Regions from separate parts of the Homo sapiens genome. Here region 2 is linked to region 1. A link is a loop called in an ENCODE intact Hi-C map of the cell type or tissue named here. Cell type or tissue: OCI-LY7. All regions are shown on one strand. Each heading gives the region's core, and the rest is flanking DNA. Links, peaks and the distances in the headings are about the cores only. Region 1 overlaps KLHL14 (kelch like family member 14). Region 2 overlaps CCDC178 (coiled-coil domain containing 178).

Evidence for each region. Hi-C counts contacts between places; a loop is a spot of excess contacts. Peaks named below come from ENCODE experiments on the same cell type or tissue, not always from the same donor. Only the 100,000 strongest peaks of a DNase experiment are listed, where the experiment ranks them.
Region 2: it touches region 1 in a loop (6-fold over the local background); 2 of 110 quality-filtered maps call a loop at or near these places.

The regions. Positions count from the first base shown.
Region 1 is chr18:32,709,900-32,721,921 of GRCh38, forward strand. The region is part of intron 3 of KLHL14 (kelch like family member 14); the gene reads right to left. The region is part of intron 2 of LOC112268208 (a long non-coding RNA gene); the gene reads left to right. Among named protein-coding and RNA genes, the nearest start is that of KLHL14, 57 kb to the right of the region's middle. In OCI-LY7, for the core only: a CTCF peak has its summit at 4,848 (motif pointing right); a DNase peak (open chromatin) is centred at 4,832.
Region 2 is chr18:33,179,061-33,191,082 of GRCh38, forward strand. The region is part of intron 20 of CCDC178 (coiled-coil domain containing 178); the gene reads right to left. Among named protein-coding and RNA genes, the nearest start is that of CCDC178, 260 kb to the right of the region's middle. In OCI-LY7, for the core only: a CTCF peak has its summit at 6,016; no DNase peak of the experiment used is centred there.

The sequences.
Region 1 (12,022 bases), core at 2,673-7,672:
CAATTTGGTTAAGGTGAAAAGGTAATTAAATAAGTATGTAGGTTTAGCTACTTGGTTCAGTATTACAGATTTATGTACAATTTGCTTTTTAAAATGGAAGACAGTATATTGTCATACAAACCAGGTTTGATATCATTTAACTGTGTCAGTTTAGGAGCCTTGGTTTTCTTCATCAGTAAAATGTTGATTATAATATCTACCTCACAGAGCTATTGTGAGAATTCAGTTGAATTGGATAACTTATGTAAAGTACAAGCCTCATTACAAACAAACTGTAAAAGGTTGTTCTTTCGTTGTCCCCTTTCTCTAGTTTCTTCACAAATATTCTCCAAGCAAAACATCTCCAAATAAACAAAGTTTCTTTGAGATGCTAATGACTTAACAAAAGTTTGCAATTGTTGAAGTATGGATTTACTACAGAACTGAATCAAAATACTATTTTGAGTTATAGGGAGGCAAGAATGTGTGGTTTCCAGAAGATGATGATATCTGGACATGTGGATAGGATGAAGTGAAACGAGTACCCATATTTTTAAGAGTTACATTGGTTTACACTTACTAGCTAACAACTGACATTTGCATGAGAAGGATAAGGGATTTCATTTAATTTTTAACTAACTTATATCAGACACCTACTATGTGCTGTATATGAAACAGAAAAGAATGTAAGCATCTCTGCCAGGAGCACATGTCCCAGAGAGGGATAATTTATATACACATGTAAATGTAACATAAAACGGACTGTAGTTAATGATGTAATAGAGGTCCAAAGTACAGAAAAAGATGAGGCATGAGAAGAGTAATTGCTTTTTTCAGTTGTCTTGGAAAATAACTACAGGTGGATTTGTGTTGGGCCACTGAAGGAAGGGTGAGAAATGGACAGATGGAGAGGGGTTCAGGGAGGTCCCATCAATGCCATCTGTGTCACAAAGGCATGGTGGCTGTTGAACTGTTAGGCACCTTTGGGTGCCTAACAGTTGGCTGGCGTGTAGTGGAGGTGTAAGGAGCAATGGGATGTAAAGTGGAAGAAAACAAGAGCCAAGATGGTGGAGGTCCCTGAATTCCACAAACTCTACTGCTCTCAGTAGAAAGGCCTGGAAGAGTTTAAGAAGGGGAGTAAAGCCTGAACTGTGTGAACAGCAAATAGGGCCCCTCCTTAGATCTTGGTAACATTTATCACCAGTGCAGAATCTGCCAAAATAAAAAAGCCATCATCTCAAAGTGTGGAAATCCAACAAAAGAAAGGTCTTTAAGGAAAAAATAGGAAGAGTATAAACCTCTTCAAGTCACAGCCCATAAAAAGTAAAGCACAGCTACATGTAAAAGCTAAGAGGCAAAGAAAATGGGGGACAGCAAAAGAAAAAGACCATTAATTGGCACGTGACAGTGGGTATATGTAGCATTTGGGGAGAAGGAGTAGGCAAGAACATTTTTATGTAATAAAAAGAGGAAGAAAAGGAGTAATTTTAATAACTGAGAAACTAGATATTATTATAAACAAGACTGTTTACAATACAACCTATTCAATACAAATCTATTCAATGGTATTGTGTTTACAGTACAAATCTATTCAAACACTACTTCTCAATAGATTTGGATTCTCATTTTCCTGGTGACAAAATGGGGAGTAACATCACTCTTACCTGCAAAACGTTGGCTGCTCTATGCAGTCACTCAACAAGTTTGAATCACAATTTATCTCTTACTCTTTAATAAAGTAGTTAATGAACTGTCCTCTTCCCTCAGGAAGAGTATCTGAGCATCAAGGGCTAGTAGCAAGGCCTAAATCCATTAAGCCTGACTCTTTTTCACTGTTCCTCATACATCATACCATCATATCTTTATTCCCTCCTGATTCAGCTTAGTTTTCATAGCTCATCTTTGCAGTAATTTCCTGGCATACACACTCAACTCTCTTGCCTCTTGCTTTATCCTTCGTAGTTGTATAGCTGAACCAAATCTTGTCTATATTCAGCCCCATGTGAAAACCCACAGAGCTGAATGTGACTAGATAAATTTACATCGCTATGTGAATAAGCCTCATTTTACATTCATGTTATTGTTGCCTGAAATTCCTATTATGTTTTCTTAGACCATTAATTATCCTATTCTCTCAGATCGAGGGGCTAATGGGCCTAAACTGGCCCACCATTTGTTTTTGTTAATAAAGTTTTATTGGAACACAGCCACTTCCAACAATTTATGTATTGTCTCTGGCTGCTTCTGTGCCACAACCACAGAGTTGAATAGTTGCAGCAGAGATCTAATGATCTGCAAAGTCTAAAATATTTACTATCTTGCCCTTACAGAAAAAGTTTGCCCACCTTTGTCCTAAATGACTATTTCACATTTGTTCTTTCTCCTCAACTCTCTAACATCTGCTCCCTGATTTACTTTTAGCTGATAACCTTGTTTTCTATTTCACTAAGAAAATATAAACATTTAGAAAAGAATTCCCACAGCTTCCCTGCCTCATACCTACCAAATTACCTGCATCAGTAGACCTGTACTGTGCCTTCCTTTTGTTAGCCTGGATGGACCTTCCATGCTCATTTCTAAAGTCAAGCTCTCTATTTGTGTACTAGGTCCTCTCAAATACTCAAGGATATTTCTTCCAGCAATTTTATTATGTCTTGCGTCATTAATTTTCCCCTCTTTATGAGATCTCTCCTATCAGCAGGGAAACATGCTGCTATATTGGTCACTTTTAAAAAAGACATCTCTTGAATCAATATCCTCTTCTTTCTACCTATCCCATGTCTCTTTTTCCCTTTATATAAACAGTCCTCAAAAAAGTTGTCTTTGCTCAAGATTTCTAGGGTTTCTGTTCCCATTTTCACTTCAACCTGTTCCAGTTAGGTTTTTAGTTTCATAATTCCATGGACACAATGTTGTTAAATTAACCTTCATGTTGCTAAATCTAATGTCACTTCTCGATGCTCATCTCATATCATGTACCTGAAACATTTGACCTAGTAGATCACGCCTTCAAATGTGTCCTTCCAGGAGATCATTTTCTCTGGATCCTCCTTTTACCTGATTGGCTGCTCCATGCTCATACTCCTTGCTGGTTGCTCTTCATCTCCTCAATCTGTAAGCCAGCATGCTCCAAGAGCTTGCTTTTAAATCTTTCTCACCTCCATCCACACTTAATACTTTGTTTTTGTTAATAAAGTTTTATTGGAACATGGCCACTCCCAACAGTTTATGCTGCTTTTGTGCCACAACTGCAGAGTTGAATAGTTGGAGCAGAGACCTAATGAGATGCAAAGCCTAAAATATCTACTGTCCTCCTCCTTACAGAAAAAGTTAATAAAGTTAACCCCAGAATATGACTTTAAAACCCTCAATCTAACCCCACTTGGGTATCATATAGGCTCTTCAACTTACCAGTGCCCCCAAACGAACCCCTGGCTTTTCTCTCCAAATATTCCCCTTCCCACCTAAGCCACTGTCAACTCTATCCTTCAACTTGCTCAGGACAAAAGCCTTGGGCTCATCCTGACTCCTCTCTTTCTATTATGCTTTGTAAAATAAATGACTTATTTCTCTTGGGATAAAAAATATCTTTTAGGCGGTCATGGTGGCTCACACCCATAATCCCAGCACTTTGGGAAGCTGAGGTGGGAGAATCCCTTGAGCCCAGGAGTTTGAGACCAGCCTGGGCAACATAGGGAGACCCCATCTGTATTATAAAGAAAATAACAACCTTTAGACATTTTTCTTTGCTCACTCACTAATATGTAAACATGAATTATGGTGTATATGCTTTTGTAATATGCTGTTTTCACCTAAATATATGGTAAGCTATTTTCATTTTAATAAATGTAGATGTTCATTAATAGTTTTTAATAGTAGTATGATATTTCTTTTGGTATGGCTAAACTAATATTTATTCAATGATTTCTAATTGTAAAACACTTAATTTTGGTTCTTTGTTTTTGCTGTTATAAACAACACTGAAATGAATATCTTGGAACATGCAAATAATTATTTTCTAAGAGTAAATTCCTAGAAGTGGGACTGCAGAAATCAACACCATTAAATTTCTTTTAAAAATCTACCTTTGATAAAATTTACATATAAATAAACATATTTTTGCATGTTCCTGCATGAGAGTGATATACTAATATTTGTTGATGAAAATTATGTAACAAGTAAATTATTGATAATTTAGTAATGCTTTTTTACTAAATTTTAGTAAATTTACAAATTTACTAAATTTACTAAAATTACAAATTGCAATTTACAAATGCAATTTACTAATTGCATTTGAACTGCAGTGGTGAACCCAGTGTATATAGAAGATATTATGCATTCAATTTATAGAGAATGTGCCTCTGATTGTGGATTCAGGAACTCCTTGTGTGTTAGCTCCATGGCTCTCTATGAGTTTATAGGCTGGCGACCACAGCTTTGGTGATTATTTAAAGAAGCAATTCATTTAGCATATGATCACAAATGGAACCCATTTCCTCTTTCATCCAAGTTGCCCACTTCCTGATAGAACAAAGTATTACAGTAGTAATATTAATTCTGGTACTAAGAAGGCAAGTAAAAAGTTCTCATTAAAGCAGAGTAATTATAGATACATAGTTGAAATAAAGTAGGATTTTAACTGTGGGCTATTTAAATTAACTTCCTAGATTGAATCTTTTTGTGTACTGTGAGAGCTTCTCTCTGGAATTCATGGCAACTACTTCAGCGTTTCTCAGCCTCTTGGAGAAATGTTGAAGGAAGAATGAAGTCTGTTAATTCCCATGGTTGCAAACACCCGTTGCTGCTTCCTGTTCAAACTCGCCTTTCGTTAACTGCAGCAATTTTGAACTGAGCCACTAGATGGTGTACACTGTTCTTTGCTCACCCTCCAGAAAAAACATCAAGAACTATGCTCAGGTACAGGACTCCAAGGCCAACAAAAACAAAGAGGAAAACTTACAACAGTAAGGCCAAAATTAAGGGCCTCTCTTTTAAAACTCTGGTGGTCCTTTTTTTTTTTTCTTTTGATGCAGATTACACTGAGTTGGAGAATGTCAATATTATTTTCTTGACTCTACTCTTCCTTAGTATACCAAATATTTGAGCTGGACCAAAATCTATTTCAACCTTTCACAGCAACCTATTTTTGAATTTCATACATGAGTCCTGAAGGCACTATAAAGTAGTTTCTCCTTTAGAAACTCATATGTACAGACACCTAGCAGGCATACCCTATGCTAATATTGTTAAAGATAGATTTTTAAAAATAGGTCAGATTTTTCAATATCTTGAAAAATCTGCAGATAAGTCCCATGGTGTTGACATAGCAGAGATGTAATGAGCTAGAATTTAGCTCTGCCCTTTAGTCTATAAGCAACTTTGATCCATGTTTCAATATAAACTTACATTTCTATATAGGGTGTATATGTGTGTGGAAAAATGATATGGTTTTCTTTGAGTTTCAGGGAATAATTTCACAGAAGAGACAAACACATTAAATTCACTTTTCCAAGTGGGTAAATTGCTTTAAGAGACAAACATTTTAGAGAAGTTAAAAGAGAAAGTCTTCCTCCTTACCTTAAAGAGGTGTCTCAGGTTTTTATAAATGCATGGGTATTTACCGACGGATGATTTTTTTTTTAGTAGCTTCAACCTATCCTTTACTTTATTGAATTCACTTTTTTATATAATAAATTGTTTTAAGTTAGGAGCAAACATTTTAATGACAACGTTGAAAAGATAAAAAGTCTTTACCTTACCTTAAAGTGCCCTCTCAGATTTTTAGGAATACACGTATATTTAAATACGGGTGATCTTTTTTGATTAAGTAGTTTCAACATTATCTTCTAATCTTTCTTGTCATCTTAACCTAGATCCTTTATGAATTATAGCTCCTCACCTCAAGTAGCAGTTGACTTTCTAATCCCTAATAGTCAAAGATGATTGTAGCAAATCTGTATAATCATCCTTTGTGGGGAAAATAGTTTTCAAATCCATCAGGGCCCTTGAGCTGAGAAGAGCTGCCCAAAGTTTATTTCTACTACACAGTAATGAGTTGAAAGAAAGGTCTATAGGTGGATCTTCAATTGGAAAATCTAAAAAGTCAGTGAAATTACTAAAAAGCCTTAATGGTGCTTCTGAAAACAGACACTAATTTTATGTTCTCATTCTTTGAATTACATTCATCTGACATTTAGAAGTCATTTTATGGGAAAAATTTTTATTAACTGAGAAACAAGATTTCTTGGATTATAATGATAAATGATGACTATATTTTTAAAATATAGTCAACTTGTGATTATTCAATGACCAGTGCTCTGGTTTATATATTATTCTAATATTATTATTTCTTCAGTTACCTCCTTTCAACCTGTCTTTTTGTTATTTAATTCTTCAGAGAGCGGGCAAAGCCAAAGGGCAGTGGTAAATACAAATTATCAATCATGTATCAGCTGTAAAAAAAACAGTGGCTTTTTTGGTGAGAGAACAGAATGATGAAAGTTAAAATTATTATAAATTGTGAAGATTTTAGCTTGCTTGACTTTTTTTTTTTGAGGTGGAATTTCGCTCTTGTCGCCCAGGCTGGAGTGCAATGGCACGATCTCGGCTCACTGCAACCTCTGCCACCCAGGTTCAAGTGATTCTCCTGCCTCAGCCTCCTGAGTAGCTGGGATTGTAGGCACACGCCACCACGCCCAGCTAATTTTTTTTGTATGTTTGAGTAGAGATGGGGTTTTGCCATGTTGGCCAGGCTGGTCTCAAACTCCTGACCTCAGGTGATCCACCCACCTCGGCCTCCCAAAGTGTTGTGATTACAGGCATGGGCCTCTGCACCCAGCCCTAGCTTGCTTCACTTTTGGCAATCAATTTTGTACCTTCATTTCATATAGTTGATATTTAAAAATTGATTATTTTCCTTTTCATTGTTTTATACCTAGTTTATATTTTTATTTTTTCAAATATGACTTTTGTAGATATAAGCCTTTTACATTATGACTCCTAAAAGCTTTAGTTTAATTTTAATTTTCTATTATTTACATATTCTTATTTGTCCCAATATCCTCATCTGCTAGACAGATGTCTAGACTGGGCCTATAAGAGAAAGGCCAACTCGGAATGAGATTGAAATATCCTCTCTCTCCAAATTGGAGGGCTTTACCAAATAATGGGCAAGATGTTGAACTAATAGCTCCAAAACCTCTGGTCAACCTGGTTGTACCATAATAAATGAGGTGAATGGAATGAATATTTTTATTCTATTTGGCCCACTTTTAGTTACGTGAGAAAACGTTATAAATTCCTGTCATTGATGTGGTATGTGAAATCTTATGGAAATAATAATCTGTTGCAAGTGCAATTTGATGATAGATTTAAGTAAATGAGTCAAACCAAAAATAAAGCATGTTGAAGTGAGAAAGACAAGGGGAAGAAATTCCTCATGGTTGCTTGAAATTTAGACTATGTCATTCACATATCCTCATGGGAGCCAGATGTTGAACTGTAGAATTAGTCTATGATTCGTACGAAATGCCTCAGAAAACACCAAGGGCTACTATGAGACTCCCAGCTGCTCTTTCTTCATCTACCCCTGAAAAGTTGGTACTCATGCATTTCTTCATTCATGTAGTCAATGAATGATTATTATTGAACCCTATTCTATGCCAAGGATTGGGCATACGTAATCCTATTTTCTTGGAGTTGGGTATTTTGTCCTCTTTCCTCTCTATCTCTTCCCCCTTCCAGATCTCAATGATGCTATTTGCTTAAATGCTGACTTCTGAATTGGTATTTCTACTCTTTTCTCGTCTGTCATATAGATCAACATTTTCTAGTTCTTTCTGTAGAACTTCCCTTGAATCTCTCCCAGTCTTTAATTCTTCCTTCCTTCATCAATACACTCACTAAATATTTATTGAACACCTATCATGTGCCAGGCACAAGTCTTGAGTATGATGAATATAGATATTTTGACTTGACATACTGAAGACTAACCACATTCCATCCTCCTCTAAACGTTCATTTTCTTGGTTTCATCTTTTGACCAAAGACATCAGATCAATTTGGCCAACCAAGCCAGGCTGTCTCTTACTTCTACAGCCCAGTAGTTACCAAGTGATGTCTAACTTTATTTATAAAATGAGTTTTGTATTTGCTAGTGTCTCATCGTTTTCATACCTATTGCCGTAAATCAGACCCTTATTATCCCTATTCTGGGTTATGCAATAAATGATTACCCTGCCTCCAATCTCTCCTTTTCCAATTCATCTTAAATTAGCTTTTTAAACACAGATTTAATTATGTTATTTCTCTGCTCAAAGATTTTTGGTGAGTCCCCACTGACTATAGAATAGTATCCAAATGCTTTTCACATAATCTTTTACACCTGATCTCAACCTACCTTTCAGGAGTTCGCCAACTCTGAGCAATTTCCTGAATTTAAAATGCAATGTCATATTCTGCCCTGTTTACATTATTCTCTTTCTCCTGGCACAATAAGAATCCATCACATTTGTATGTTGTTTTCCAGTTTACAGTGAAATTTCCCATGCACCTTCTGTGAGGTAGGCAGAGATATTTCCCCCCAGACTTAGAGCTGGAAGAGTCAAGGTTCTGAATGTGTAGGTGACATACTGAGCAAGCTAATCTTGCTTATGATTAGCAAGAGAGCCCAGATACTAAACATCAATGGGCAGTAGCACCAAGAAACAGATTAGGATGAAGTGTAGTATTTTACCACCAAAATGAATTCAGCATACAGATTTCCATTAATATTTGGTGTCATATATTGTAATTTAAGGGTTTCTTTTACACAGAAAGCAAAGCCCATTTTAAAATTCCATAAATCTTTTGATTTATGACACTAATCAGAGTTTAAAAAATAGTTTCAACATTTTATAGCTATTATGATAAACTCTACCTTCTTTTTAAACTTTGTGTATCTTTAAAGTGTATAGATATACTCACAATATTGACACAGTCTAGCTTCCATAAACATTTTGTAAAAATGGTACCGGCTATTTTCATCAAAATTTTCACTATATCATGCTATAATTTGATGGGAACATGAACTTTCTTTCTTTTTTTTTTGAGACAGAGTTTCACTCTTGTTGCCCAGACTGGAGTGCAATGGCACAATCTTGGCTCACCACAACCTCTGCCTCCCGAGTTCAAGTGATTCTCCTGCCTCAGCCTCCCGAGTAGCTGGGATTGCAGGCATGTGCCACCACACCTGGGTAATTTTGTATTTTTAGTAGAGACGGGGTTTCTCCATGTTGGTCAGGCTGGTCTCAAACTCCCGACCTCAGGTGATCCGCCCACCTTGGCCTCCCAAAGCACTGGGATTATAGGCGTAAGCCACTGCGCCCAGCTGGAAACCTGCACTTTCAACTAATGTTAAGCTAATGCCTGTTTTGTGCACCAATGGCAGGCACTTAATAAAACTGGCCATAGGAAAGAATACATTTTAAAACTTTAGAATTTTTGAACTTGAAGTATACTGTGTCTATATCTTGTAAGTTCACGAATGAGTCAAAGATGAGGATGAATTTATGAATGGATACTTCTCTCATTATTAACAACTATGAGCATTTTGAGACCTCACTATATAACATTTTATATACGTCAAACAAGTTGATGTAATGCATCTGAATTGATCCCTGTATAAATAAGATGTGAAGGTAAACTGACTTTGATGTCATCCGTTTAATGATAGCTAGGGTTGCTTAAGCTGCTCTTGTCGTTTAGGCACTATTCATTCATTTATTCAATAATTACTACATGTGCTTGACACAGTGGCTAAAAGATTTCCAAAAGGCACGATATCCTTGCTTTCAGTGTAGGCAGGCAGACATTTAAACAACTATGTCACAAAACAACAAGCTTTCTAAGGTACTTATGGGCAGGGAGCTGTGACAACACAGAGGAGATAGCAAGCATTTGTCAGAGGTGGCTCAGGAGTTACCCGGGTGCTTGGTCAGAAGGACGTGCGTAGCCAGGTGTAATGGGATGTGCTCCCTTCGCAGCCTGTACCTACTTCAATCTCAGCCAATAGTAGTATATGTAACTGACTAATTTATGTTTTCTGTAAAAATTGTGGAGACCTTAATAATGTGGGCCATGTCGTATTTGTATCCAAAATTCCTGCACAAAGCATAATTGTGTGTAGAATTAAACAGGACTGAAAAACATTCCATACCAAAGAAGAGGCATGAGCACTGGCCTGGGTGTCAGCAGGACATTTTAGAGGTCTGCATGTATTAGCAAAAACTGGAGGAAGATGTGTGGGATAGGAGAGAGAGCAGAAAGTAAATCTGAGAAGGCAGGTTTTAGGAGCCCTGCTAAAGAGTTGGATTTCATCTTGTACATTCTGAAGATTCATTGAAAGATTATATGCTAAGACTTGACAGTGAGAATGGGATGAGGAAATGGATGAGAATGGAAACAGAAGATCATAGTGACAGCGCTTATGGTCAGTTGAGGAAGGGGTTGGAGGAGAAAGAGGGGTCAGGGATGACACTTAAGATTTCAGGTTGGAGAGATGAAGATGCTATTTCTCCCAACAGAGAACAACAAAGACAGAATGGGTTCAAAGGCAAGGTAATTTTAAGGCCAAATGGAGATGTTTGGGTTTCTATTTGCAGTCAGAAATACAGTAGTCTGCCTCAAGAAAGAAGTCTGGGAAGGAAACTCAGACTAGTGGTCACCCAACAATTCTTATGGCTGCTGTCACAAGGATGAATGTTCAGGATGCGAAGGGGGCTTGGGATGACATGCGGCCAAACACTAATGCTTCAAGAGTAACTAGAATAAAAAAGGCATCCAGGAAGTTACATGAGGAAGCACAATTTTCACAAAGCTGTGCTTTCCAAGTAGATGACTTAGCCAGAGAGATGTGACTTTCACTGAGATGAAGGCCATCTCACCAGTACTACAAGTACGAAATGAATGTCTCTGGACCAGAAGTCATTGGCAAAGAAAATACTCTACCTTCTTCATGATTTCAATGCCAGGCCCATCAGGCTTCTTCACATGTTTATAATGGCCATTACTCTCCTCTTCCATAAGTCTTCCTCTTCTCCCTTGGTAGCACATGTATTTTAAGATCATCCTCTTCACGTTGGTTTCATCAAATGGAAATATGGGAGAATAATGAGATGGCAAAGTGGCATGATGAAAGCGCAATTGCCAACAAAGTGTGTTTTCTACAGAGAAGGCTGTTGACTCCCACATGGGCCAGGAGCGTGGCAGTGCTCTGAGGCTGGCCGTTTTTGAGCACTTCAGTAATCATGCCCTCAATTCCATGCCGCTGGACACTTAGATAATGATAGCAGCAGGAGACAAAAAAGGGGCAAAACCCACATTTGACATCCTACTGAGAAAAAACCCAGGCTTCTATTTGTAGTCTGCAGAGAACCCTTCACCTTTGTGCAGTGTTAGAGAGGCTGGACATGCAGCAGTTGTCTGCCACTCTGATACCCCTGTGCCACTTGTCACAAGAATGTGTAGAGCTAAGAGATAAGACATAAGCTCTTCCTAATGGGAGCTATTTCAGGGATACAAGAAAGGAAAAGAGTGACTTTCAAACTGGAATTATTTTAAGTTAATAATACTAAAAAATGATTCATTATTGATATCTACACTCACTGAGCATTTGTTCAGGCTTTATCCATATGAAATTTATATTTCTACCTATTTTCTGTTCACTCGAGAGAAGGGATCTTCTCTCCCAACCTTGATACATTATTTTTCAATGGATAATTAATCAAACTCTTCTTCCAACTCTTCTTTTTCACATGACTGGCTTTCCTCAAGTACCAATCTGAAATTCTTCATGTGGTGAAAAAGGTTATATTTAATTCTCCAGTGTAAACAAAGTTGGGAAAAATTTTACCAATCATCTCTCTTCAAATCACAACGATAGTGAACCCGCCTACCTGACTCACCCATTTAAATGCATGAATACCCACATGACCTAAAAATTGTGACCCTTCTCTAGAACTCTCCTGGCCATGGTTTTCTGATATGGTTTGGCTCAGCGTCTCCA
Region 2 (12,022 bases), core at 4,009-9,008, 470 kb after region 1:
AAAAAAAAAAAAAAAAAAATATATATATATATATATATATATATATATAAACTATATATATATATATAAACTATATATATATAAACTATATATATATAAACTATATATATAGTTTTAAGGAGCATATAGTAGCATGGAAAATAATCTACTGCTAAGTGAAAAAATGTGTATAAAATTATAAGTTAATCATTACAGTTTTGTAAAAAATATAGATGTAGAGAGAAAAAGAGCATAAAAATTTATCCAAATATTGATGGTTGAATTATAGATCTGGGTTTATTGACAACTTTTCTCTTTTCAGAGTAATTTCAGTAAATACTTTTATTAACTAGTCTTAATTCAAATAATATTTTTAAAGCCATGTTTTGTCTTCTTGTTGCATTATCTGTTTGATCAAATTTTATCTGTATATCATTCTTCTTTGTCTTCTATTCTCTGCCATAACACAAAGGAAATATAACCCAAGTATAATTTTAAAAAGAAATAGCAAACTAATGTCTCTCTCTGTCATAACACAAAGGAAATATAACCCAAGTGTGATTTTAAAAAGAAATAGCAAAATAGTGTCTCTTCCCCCAAAAGTTTTCAACACAGAGGTATAGAGCAATGTTTACCAATCAAATTGTTTATGCAAATAACTGCATCTAGATTGGCTTGTAACTAAGTGCAGTGGAAACTATCATTCACCTCTGATGAGCCAAGCAGATAGCATATGCAAATCTCAGAGCTGCATAATAGCTTTTTCTGGACCTCTAACTTCAGTTTCCTTTCAGAATATTAGTTTTAACACCGCTAGTCTACAAACTTCATGGACATTAATGGGACAGATTTCTTTTTTTAAAATTTTTTTGGCTTGTTTTTTTCTGGCAGAAAGTTTTTCAGGATATAAATGATAAATATATTACGCTGCAAATATCTGTTTTTTATAACACCAAATTATGGGACTTAGACATTTGCTTGGAGGCTATTCAAATAGCTTTTATGCAAAGCACTTAAGAATATGACTTGAAAATAAACGTACATTAAATTTTTATTAAATGAGTCCATCATTTATTTAACCCTAAAACATCACAGTTTCCTACTGAGTTTTGAAAATTGGCAAAATCTTAGGCATTACTTTCTTTTGCTGATTTGGTATTAGTGGTGTAGATATCAAAACTTGATTCCATACTGTACATAGGTATCTTATTTTTTCTATTTATGTATAACTAAGTCCTTCTTTATATCCATGTATCCTTAAAGAAAAGAAGAAATCTTCCCCCAATGTTAATACTTTTTTATTAACTGGATTACCTTTATTAGTAATTTTTTTCACTATTAACTCAACAGATCAGTAATTTTGATACATTTCATTAGATCCAGTATAATATATCATAATGATTTTAAAGGTATGCTAATTATAAAATATAATCCAATGAGTCATACTAAATTTCTCAAAGACATCCTGGAAGAAATAGACTTAGAATAAAAATTACATTTTTCTGTCTATGTGTTGCTACAATTTTAAAAATGTGCTATTGTTATTGTCCAGTGTCACATATTTTAATCTCAAACATGTCACAGAATGTGACCTACTTCAATATTTCCTTATATATCAATTATATAAGCTACATTAGCAACAAACCTAAGAACATATGCCATCACAAAACAGTTGGTATATGCAATTCAGGTACAATTTACATTGCTGTACAAAGTTGCTTTGCAAATTTCCTTTAGCTATACAAAACAAGAAATAAAAACTTTAATGTATTGCTTAAATTGTGAAAGTATGGGGTAATTTCCTTCTACTCTTGGCCTATGCCACTTGTCTATGACAATAGCTTGCTATCAAATTTAAGACCCTTATTCAGGAGGTTAATGCGAGGTAGGAACTCCATTCAATGTTATTTTGGCTTAAGGGCATAATGTCACAATTTGGTGCATCCTCTAATGACTTTTTTTTTCTAAAGGCAGCTTATAGCTTAGACCTAGTTCAGCGAATTTCCTTGTAAGGTCCTTGGAAGACTGGAGGAAAAAAAGTACAATTGATTGCGTGGCCAAATTTCTGTTCATGCCTGCTTACTGATTTTTGTTGCATTTCACAAATAAACAAGGCATGAATACATCAACCCACAAACCATAAACAATAAAGAACTTCATCCTGTAAGTTTGCTATGGCCAGCAGTTTGTGGCTGAATCTGCTATTTGTCATAAGATAAATGATAAAGTGATTGCCATTTGTCACTGAATACACAAGAGGAGTGCTCAGCTGTGAACCACTCAAATGCAGACAACAGTAAATACTGCCATTCTTATACTAACTTCCTTTAAAAGGGCCCCCTAAAACTATAAAAATAAAAGGACATTTGTGTTTTGGGTAAAAATTCATAATCTTTTAACCTAAGAAGATAAATTGTCAAATAAACAATAAGCATCTGAGTACTCCCAGTTAAAAACCTTTATTTACTACAACATGAAATGCATGCAAACATGTGCCATCTTTTATAAAGAAAGGTGTTTTATAAAGTTGAGCGTTGAATTTAATTTATATGTATTGTTCCCACTTTTGTACTGTTCAGTGATTTTTAATACAAACTTTTTTATGTTTCTGAGAATCAGTGGTGCTTGACGGCTTTCAACTATATTAATAGAGGTTATAACAGTGCCCATACATTAATATAGTCTGTGTTTTATCTAAACTCTGATTGAATTTAGGGAGTGCCTAAATTCTGTGTTGCTATACTTGCTGCCAACTACATAAACTTTATTAATTTCTTTCAAAGGCTACCTAACAACAACAAAATAGGGAAGTATATGCAAATGACATATTAAGAAAAAAAGTCACTAATCATAAAATCTCTTAAGTTATAACATTTTTCCTTAGTGGCAAACACCATACCGTGTAATAAGGGAACATCATAATTACAGCACCTTATACCACAATAAAAAATCCCCAAAATGTGAAGCTTATATATAAAAGAAATTTTTACTTTGTATCATTGTGACTTGCAAGAAAAAGGTAAAAAAATGCAAAATAGCTGACACATATTGTTTGAGATTTTAAAAAATGTTTATAACTCTCAGTTTTATCATGGAATATATCACTTTTCACAAGAGAACTCAGATTAAATAATACATAACCTGAAATATCTTTACACCATTAGACACAGTTCCTTCAAGACTAAGGCTGAAATACACTGGTGGAGAAATGTAGGGAAGTATGCACTTTATAGTATCTTTAAATCCAAGCTGAATAACAAGTAGAAAAATAAGTATTTAGTGGCAGATATTTCCAGAAGCTGATCTTTTAAATTCAGATGATTGTAATTTTTCTAAAGTACTACAATAAGATTACATTTTAAAAAATCAAATTATAAGTCTGTCTTTTATACTATCTTTCAATATAACAAATTTCAAACTCTTCAAAATATACTTGTAATAACATTTTTAAAATCTCACTCTTTATATTGTGTGCTAAAGCATGTTGAGAAATCTTTCAAATCTTTGGTGCTGGGAGTTGAAATTTCCTGACATAAGCTAATACATTTTTCATCAAGTGCTAATAGATGAAAATGATTAGTTAGATCAAAGGAATGTATGCATAGTCTCTCACTATATATGTCAACATGACAAGTCAAATTAATTTTACATTTAGTTATTGCTCTATTATACATTACTGAGATATATAAAAAAGTGTAACTCTAAAATCATTTAACATTATTGTGAATTTCTATACATTAAAATGGAAAATCATTAACATTTGTCTTATATTCATATATAATCATAAATATATCCCAATGTCTCTTTAAAAAGTATATTTGCAATGTGACCGTTTGGTTTAATGATCAATTCTTAAGTAAGAGGAGCTAATACTATTGTTTTTAAAACATAAACATAGGCTATATGAATCTCAGTTTTTATTACATCACACCAATACTTGTTTCTTACCTTTTTCTCTAAAGAATTTATTTTTCTATTTATTTCTACATTATCTACCAGTTACTTTATTTTTCTATCTTGATAAATCTGGTTTTTAAATTAGGATTAGGTTATTTCACCGATATATGCATTTTATTGGCTTTACAACAGTCAAAATATTGTTTCAGGGGCTCTTTTTTTGTTGTGGTATATAAACAGAGAACAGAAAAAGGAAAGGCTGACTTTTAGGCTTTTGACAGGAGTCTTGTATAAGTGGAAGACTTTTAATTCTCAAATTGTTTCACTTCAATAACTCTTTTAAAGTTGTTGCGCCAAGATGCCTGGCGGATTAAGCTCCATTGCCTTTTCTTGTTTTGAACTAATGTATTCTTGATCACCGTTTAATGAAACTATATACCACATGGGAGATTTCACATTAGATAAGCCATGTGAAACCCTCATCAGACAAGTAGCTCTGGCTGGTGGTAATCCTTCAGATGAAAATTTCAGACTAGCAGGTTTTCCAATTTAAATGAGCCCCTTTAACTATAAAAAATTGGCACGGTATGATTGCTAAAAATTATTTTTAAATTTTTATGTTGCCAAAGTACCCTGGTGGCTGTGAAAAACAGAAATACTGCCGTAAATACAGAAAACATTAACTGGTCACTGAGGGGATCCAATTTACAACCCATAGAGACAACTCACACAGCTCACTGACACTGGCGCTATTGGGTTTGTGATAGGGCATTCAGCTCTGCTCCCCCCACACAGAAGCCAAGCTCATCTTAAATATGCAATTAAATAGATTTATTCTACAAGTTTCTCTAGTCAGTGGTTATTACTCTTACTTCATTGCACTCTGATCTATAGAATTTTCATGATGTGTTCAGGTAGCCTTTAGGAAGCAACAGAACTTGTTATGAATTTTCAATGAAAAATTATCTGGGGAGATTCACATGTGCTATTTAATATTTTATTAGAGTGATTCAGTTTATCTTAAAAGACTTATCTGTTCTCTATCTATGTTTACTCTAGCCCAGAATCACTGCCACCTATTAATATGTCTACAGCTTAAAGTATAACTAGTGGAAATAAGTTATTCTCAGCTTAAGTTTGAACTGTAGATTTGGATTTCAAACAAGAAGGAAAAAGAGGATGTTTAGATTTGTTTTTTAGTGTATATAATATTTTGTTTTAGCCTGTCACAAATGTCAATGACTTGTGCACAAGCACAGATTATGTCAAGAGACTATGCCTCTCTTGTTCATAGTATATAACATTAGTAGATATTTGTTTGAAAAAAATACTCATGATGTATTTACTTCGGAATGCCATTGTCATCTAATTTTGACATATAAGATATTGTACAGAATAAGAGGAAGTGTGCTACCCAAGAAGCAAACAAAGTAACGGCTACTTACAAGGAACCAAAGCTATGACTCAGTGTTTCAGATATGAGGAATAAGCAATGCAATCAATAGTTCTTGGCAAGCAGTGAAGGCAGGACAAAAGACTAAATAATAAGACAGTCTAATATATACATACATTACTGCCATCAACCAAACAGATATACACTAACCAGTATACACTGACCAGAAAACGAAGAACCTAGTAAGTTTAAAATAGAAAGTTGCTGCAGCCAAAGGCATTCAACTGTGCCCTTCTTCAAATATTAGTCTATTTTTGGGGGAAAACTTCATAGACTCAGAATCCTACAGGATTTTGTTTAATGAATCAATTGCTTCCAATTATATTTCCTTTAGTGATGAACTACCAGAGCACATTCTGTAATAGTGAAGTATTATATAGTTTACTAAAAAATGATGGGAAAATGTGTGCAGTTATTAACATAAGTATTACAAAATTTTAAAAAACTGACATCTTTCAAGGAGCAAAGTGGTCATTATTCAGGTTTACTTAACCTGCTCACAGTTACTTATTGAAATCAGGTCACTGTGGTATTACTGCTTCTTGTAACTAGTTGCACTGAAGTGAAGCAGAATAGAAAAGTTAATTTGCATCTATACGAGACCAAAAAGACTCAAGTAAAGATCTGTACACAGCTTTTTTTTTCTGAAAGTATGACAACAGCAATACTGTAAAGATAGCCATCTAATATCTTTCAGGTGAATGTGGGGGTGTGACTCCTTAGCCCCCTCTTCCACAGAAAGGTGCACTGCAGCTTAAAGAAATCATTTGAGAGAAGGTCGGGAAAGGGGTGTGCTCATCCTGCATCACAATTACTACGAGAAAGGGGAAACTGGAAAGTACAGAGGGAAACTTGCAAGGATGAACAAGAAGAGAAAACCCCAATTTCTTCCAGAGTATGCAGTGTGGCAGGGAAAGTCTTGTTTTAAAGAAAAAGGAAAACACCTTCCATGAAAAAATGAAGGAATGCAGAAAAGAGATATGGATGAAAGGGGTAAGAGTACATTGCGAATACTGCTTTAAATCTTTGCAAACATGCAAACACAGGGGAAAAAGCACACTAAATCATTATACTCCAGTATGTATTATTATCTTTTCTAGTATCTGGTTTATATTAGCTACAGTATGAAACCACAGTCTGCAGAGAAATTAAATAACCTCCTTTGGAACATTTTTAAAAAGAACGTTACAAAATAAAAATAAAGTCAAAAGTAGAAGGTTATTACACAAGGAGATCGCAGTAAACAAATATAGAAAAGACACATCAAAAATTTTTCTCACAAAGAGAAATTTAGATATATTTAGTAAAAGGGGAAGTTCTGATTTGGTACCACTTAATTTAAGGTAATCTTGAATACCCTTAACAAGAGCAGAGAAAACCTGGGCTTTTTGTATGAAGGTTAAAGAAGATGTTACATAGAAAGTATCATCTTAAAATGCCTATGGGTCAGTAGTTTCCAACGTTATTTTCTTGCTCTGGTGGTTCACCAGAATATCTCTAGAGTGAGAAAATGGGTATTGTTTGAAAGAAAAAAAAACCACTACACTACCACTACCAACACCACCAACACCAACTGCAACAACAAATCTCTCCAGGCTTACAGAGTTCATCTTTCATCTGCCTTAATGATTCCATATTTCATCTATTCAGTCATGCCTCTAAGAATAATTTATTATCTAATATATGTCAAGTATTGTAATATGTTCAAGTTAGATACATATGATGTAGTTGATGAGGCCTGTTTCAAGATGCTTAGTACTCACATAAATATGTACAGTACATGATAAAACTTGGAATTTGCCATTCAAAATGTTTAAAATTACATATCACTCTTTCTACTAGGAAATTATTCTGATTTTCAATCTAATAAGCTGCCTTACATGAGTAAAAGAGTGTGTATGTGTGTGTGTGTATTTTAAACTGGGTATTTTAATCTTAAATAGCAACTTAGCACTCTTAGCAGTTGTATATGGTGTCAGCCAATCCCAGACCACCTCTTCTGTCTGTAGACCAGACGCACTGACCATAGTATGTGTGTTAACAACCTGAGAAAGTATTTTCTTACATGTGTAGTGACCAAAACATAGTCAAAGATTATTTTTAAGTGACAATGTTCTAATTCTGCATAATTAATAAAAGAGAAACAAGGACGTAGTTGAGGTTAAAGTCTATGGAGCCATATGATGATTCATCAGCAGAGAAACTCTCCTCCCTGAGTTTCCTTGTTTAGTTTTATGTTGGGGTATTGAGATTGTTACTTTTTCTTTCAGCGCATCCTCGTGAATCTACCTAGCCTATAAAGGATTGCCCAGAGACCAAGATTTGGACCTTCTGCTAGACTGTGATGTTTTCATGTTGTTAACTTGGAAACTCTTTTCCAGAACCTCTTTCCCTCCACAATTCTAGATTAGAAGTGACCAATACGTTAACTGGTATCAGATTTGGAAGGTGGAAGTGAAGCACTGACTCTTACTTTTAGAAGACCTTTGCAGTCAGAGAGAGCAGTTGAAAGAGGTTGTGATGGACAGACAGACATGCTGTACTAGTCCGTTTTCACACTGCTATAAAGAACTGCCTGAGACTGGGTAATTTATAAAGGTAAGCGGTTTAATTGACTCACAGTTCTGCATGGCTGGGGAAACTTACAATCATGGAGGAAGGCAAAGGGGAGACAAGGCACATCTTACATGGCGGCAGGAGAGAGAGAGAGAGAGAGAGAGAGAGAGACTGAGAGAGAGAACTGCCAAACATTTTTAAACCATCAGATCTCATAAGAACTCACTCACTATCATGAGAACAGCATGGGGGAAACCAACCCCATGATCCATCATCTCCCATCAGGTCCCTCCCTTGACATGTGGGGATTACAATTCAAGATGAGATTTGGGTGGGGACACAGAGCCAAACCACATGATATGGCCCACCCTGTCTCCACTCCATGACTCCATATTCAGTTCATCTTCATCTGTAGCCTCTTTTTGCAATAGATGCAACCCTTTCTCTCCTGACGAAGGAAGTTACTCTCTTCTTGTATGACATTTCCTAATGTCAATCCCCTTCAGAGAAATACTGACCTCTTTAAGACACACCCTCAATACATCTCATTCCTTCTAGGCTTATAACCAGACTCAAGTTCAGGGAGGACTCAGGGATCAGATACAAAATGTGACCTTTAAGTATGCACCACATACATCAAAATAATGTCAAAATGTTAAAAATTTGTATAAACAAAAACTTGCTAGGTATGTATAGAAATTAGCCTAAAGATATTGGTTTATGGTGAAATAAGGCTGGATCAGGCCAAATTTATTCATACGATTGCACTAATGAGAGGTTCTGCATTCAAAGTATTTTCTTGAGCAGATAGAAGAATCTCCATTTGAGTGGTGAGTTATCTAAACCCAAGACCCAAAGTTGGCCAATGTAAAATGAAGTTGAAATGCTAGAACTTCCTTGGTATGTGAAAGAAGGTAGCCAGTCTCAGGGAGATCAGAATCCTGAAGTGGATTTACCATGTGAAATCTACTTAACAGTTTCTGCCTATATTTTCTGGGTAGTTCGATACTCCCTTCACCAAGGCTTTGCAAAATACAATGGGGAAGGAAATACCAACATTCTTCAAGAGCTCGGTTATTCTTTGCTGGCTAAGAGTGACCTGGGGAAATATTCCATCAAAATCAATTATCTGAATGCAAAAGGGATAAAGAAATGCTGGAGTGTAGGGAACAAATAACAGCACTAAGCCAGCAAAGACAATGTGATAAAATGGTGGACTCAGTCATGGTGCCAATTAGGTAAAATGCCATGCAGGATAGGGTAATGTTCTCCAGAATGTGGAACATGCTCTAAATCAGCAATCAGTATAGGGTCTGTGGTTTGTGGTTATGGTACTCAAAATTTTAAAGATGTCCCTCTAAGATTTCCATCTTAGGCTTATTCAAACTCTACTCTGGGCACTACTGAGAAAAGACTTAACAAATGAAATTAAGGGAATTAATCAAATGTCCTTAAAATATGGAGATTATCCTGGATTATCCAAATAAGCCCAGCATAATCACATGAGACCTTAAAAGCAGCAGCAGAAGGCAAAAGAGGAAAGCAGGAAAGATGAAACAAATGAGAAGGTCAGAGAGATTTCAAAGGTGAGAAGAATTAGATCCACCTGCTGGTTTAAGGTGTAAAGGTACACAGGTCAGGGCCAGAAAAAGGTCTCTAGGACTAAGAGTGGCCATGGGCAATAACCAGCAACTAAGTGGAGGCTTCAGTTTTAACAACCACAGGAACTGAATTCAGCCAACAACCTGAATGCATTTGGAGGCAGATTCACCCCTAGAACTTCCAGTAGGAAATGCAACTCTGCCAACACCTTGATTTCAACCAAGCTTGTCAGACTTCTACAGATAGAACTGTAAGATATTAAATGGATGTTATTTTAAGCATTTTAGTTTGTGGAAATATGTTATGGCAGCAATAGAAAATGACTACAGTGGTTCAAGTATTAAGGGATAGAAATAATAGAAAATTTTCCTGAGGGGATAATGTAATCGTCTGATTGAACTTGAAGTTGAAACTTCCATCTGGTCATTTTGGAATCCTGATGACAGTGAATCAACAGGCAAAAAATGTGATAGTCTACTAGCCTGGATGATTGATTATGACTTTCAAAGAGAAATTGAGCCACTACTACTTAATGCAAGTAAGGGAGACTAGGTTTGAAATGCAGGAGTTTCTTTGGGGTATCAGTTAGTACTCCCATGACCTGTGATGAAAGTAAATGGAAAATTATAACCAAGACAGGATGGCTAATAACAGAAACCCCATGGAAATGAAGATTTGTGTCATCTGCATAGACAAGCAACAATAACAAGATGAGGGGTTTGCTAAGGGCAAGTAGTATAAGCAGCAGAAGAATAAAGTTATAAATAAAGTTGTAAAGTTATATGTGAACGATGACCAGTTGCAGAAACAAGAACAATTGCAATTATGGCTATTTCTTCTTTGTCTTGACATGAATATATTTGTATATTATATATGTATTCATATTTATATGTTTACATATATGTAAGTTATTTTTGTCCCATCTACTTCCAGTAATATTTAACACAGATATAGTATTAATGGTTAGCCCTGTATCTTGGTATTTACATTACAGGATAGCATACAAGGAATGTTACTTAGTCAAATGTACAAAGTGATATGAACTGTGTATCCTGTTTTGGCTAAGCAATTGGCATACTTTTGTTGTATGGAGACTAGTTTGAACATGAGAATCAGAAGAAGTATTTGCAATTGACTTTATTTAGAAGCAAAACGTATTTTTTAAAGGCATGTGTGGATGTCAAGCTCAAAAGGGTAGACTGCATTGAATTATGTTATTATCAACTCGGTTTAGTTGGGAACTACATTTCTCACAAAACCTTTGACTATAAGATTCCAGTTTAGAGTATGTCAAAAGAAAAAACATGAAGAATTTGCATGCAATTTTGAAAGCATACTGAAGTGGTAGCCCTAATCTTGGGTGGTCACCATGGTCATATATGGTGACAGATAGATACGGAGATACCCAATGGATGCCAGTGTGCCCTTATTCTCTACTGTGCAACCAGATCATATGCTGACCATTGACACTGCTAAAAGAAGCCCTAGACTACCAACCAGTGCTTGGCTGTGGACAACAAAGGTAGCTGACACCTAGAAGCAGTAGCTTCCTGCAGAACTCTCCATGAGCCCCCGCTTCATGGTTCTACTTCAGTGGCTGGATGTACTTGGCTTCTTAGAATTTTAGGAAGCTTAGACTTCTCCCCTATTCTAGTGATTTGGAAGACTAATTAGTGACTCTCTAATCCTCCAGTTTCTCTTTCCAGATCTTTCATTCAAGCTTATTTCATTGTGTATTAGGTTGAATTCCTATAACACATCTCTTATTCCCATACTGCTCCTAAAAGGCTCTGTTTCTCAGACTGAGTCTTGACTGATATAAATTCCTTCACAGCTACACAGAATTTGAGGAATGAGGCCCACACTATTGAGCAGAGACTCCTCTAAGACTACAAATAGATATAAGTTTATAATTTTTATGAGTTGGTTGTTTCTTCCTTTCTATAATTTTGTTTTCTGGGTAATACTTTTCGTAATTATTTTCTCTAAGTATATGTGTTTACTGTGAAACCAGTCAATGAAAAAAGCTTATACATTCTACATATGTTACAAACTTGAGATAAGTTGCATATTTCCAAGGTAGACATTTGATGCAATGTTAGGCAGAACTGGCTCCCTAATGAACAATTCCAGAAATGAGAAAAATATTATAAAATTCCCTGATTCACTTTCATACTGGAGAAGCTAAGTGTAATAGAGGATTATCCTTCACATCTGCAGTTTGGTGTTTCCTGTAAATACCTGCTCTGAAACATCAGCCAGAATCTTGGGTGTTGCCTTACCTCTATTTTTCAATCTTTTAACTTATTCTTCGTTATTTCTCTCTCTCATTACTTTCAATGAACATCCCAATAGTGCAGCAATATACTCAGTCCTTCTATTCAAATACACTTTGCCCCTCCATCAGCAATTTGCTTCTCACTTGCTCATATTATCTCATTTTTAAGGCATGATATTCAACTATGTCAGCATGATGGTTTCAGTAATTATATGTATCAATTATACTATTAAACTTATACATTTATCTATTATTCT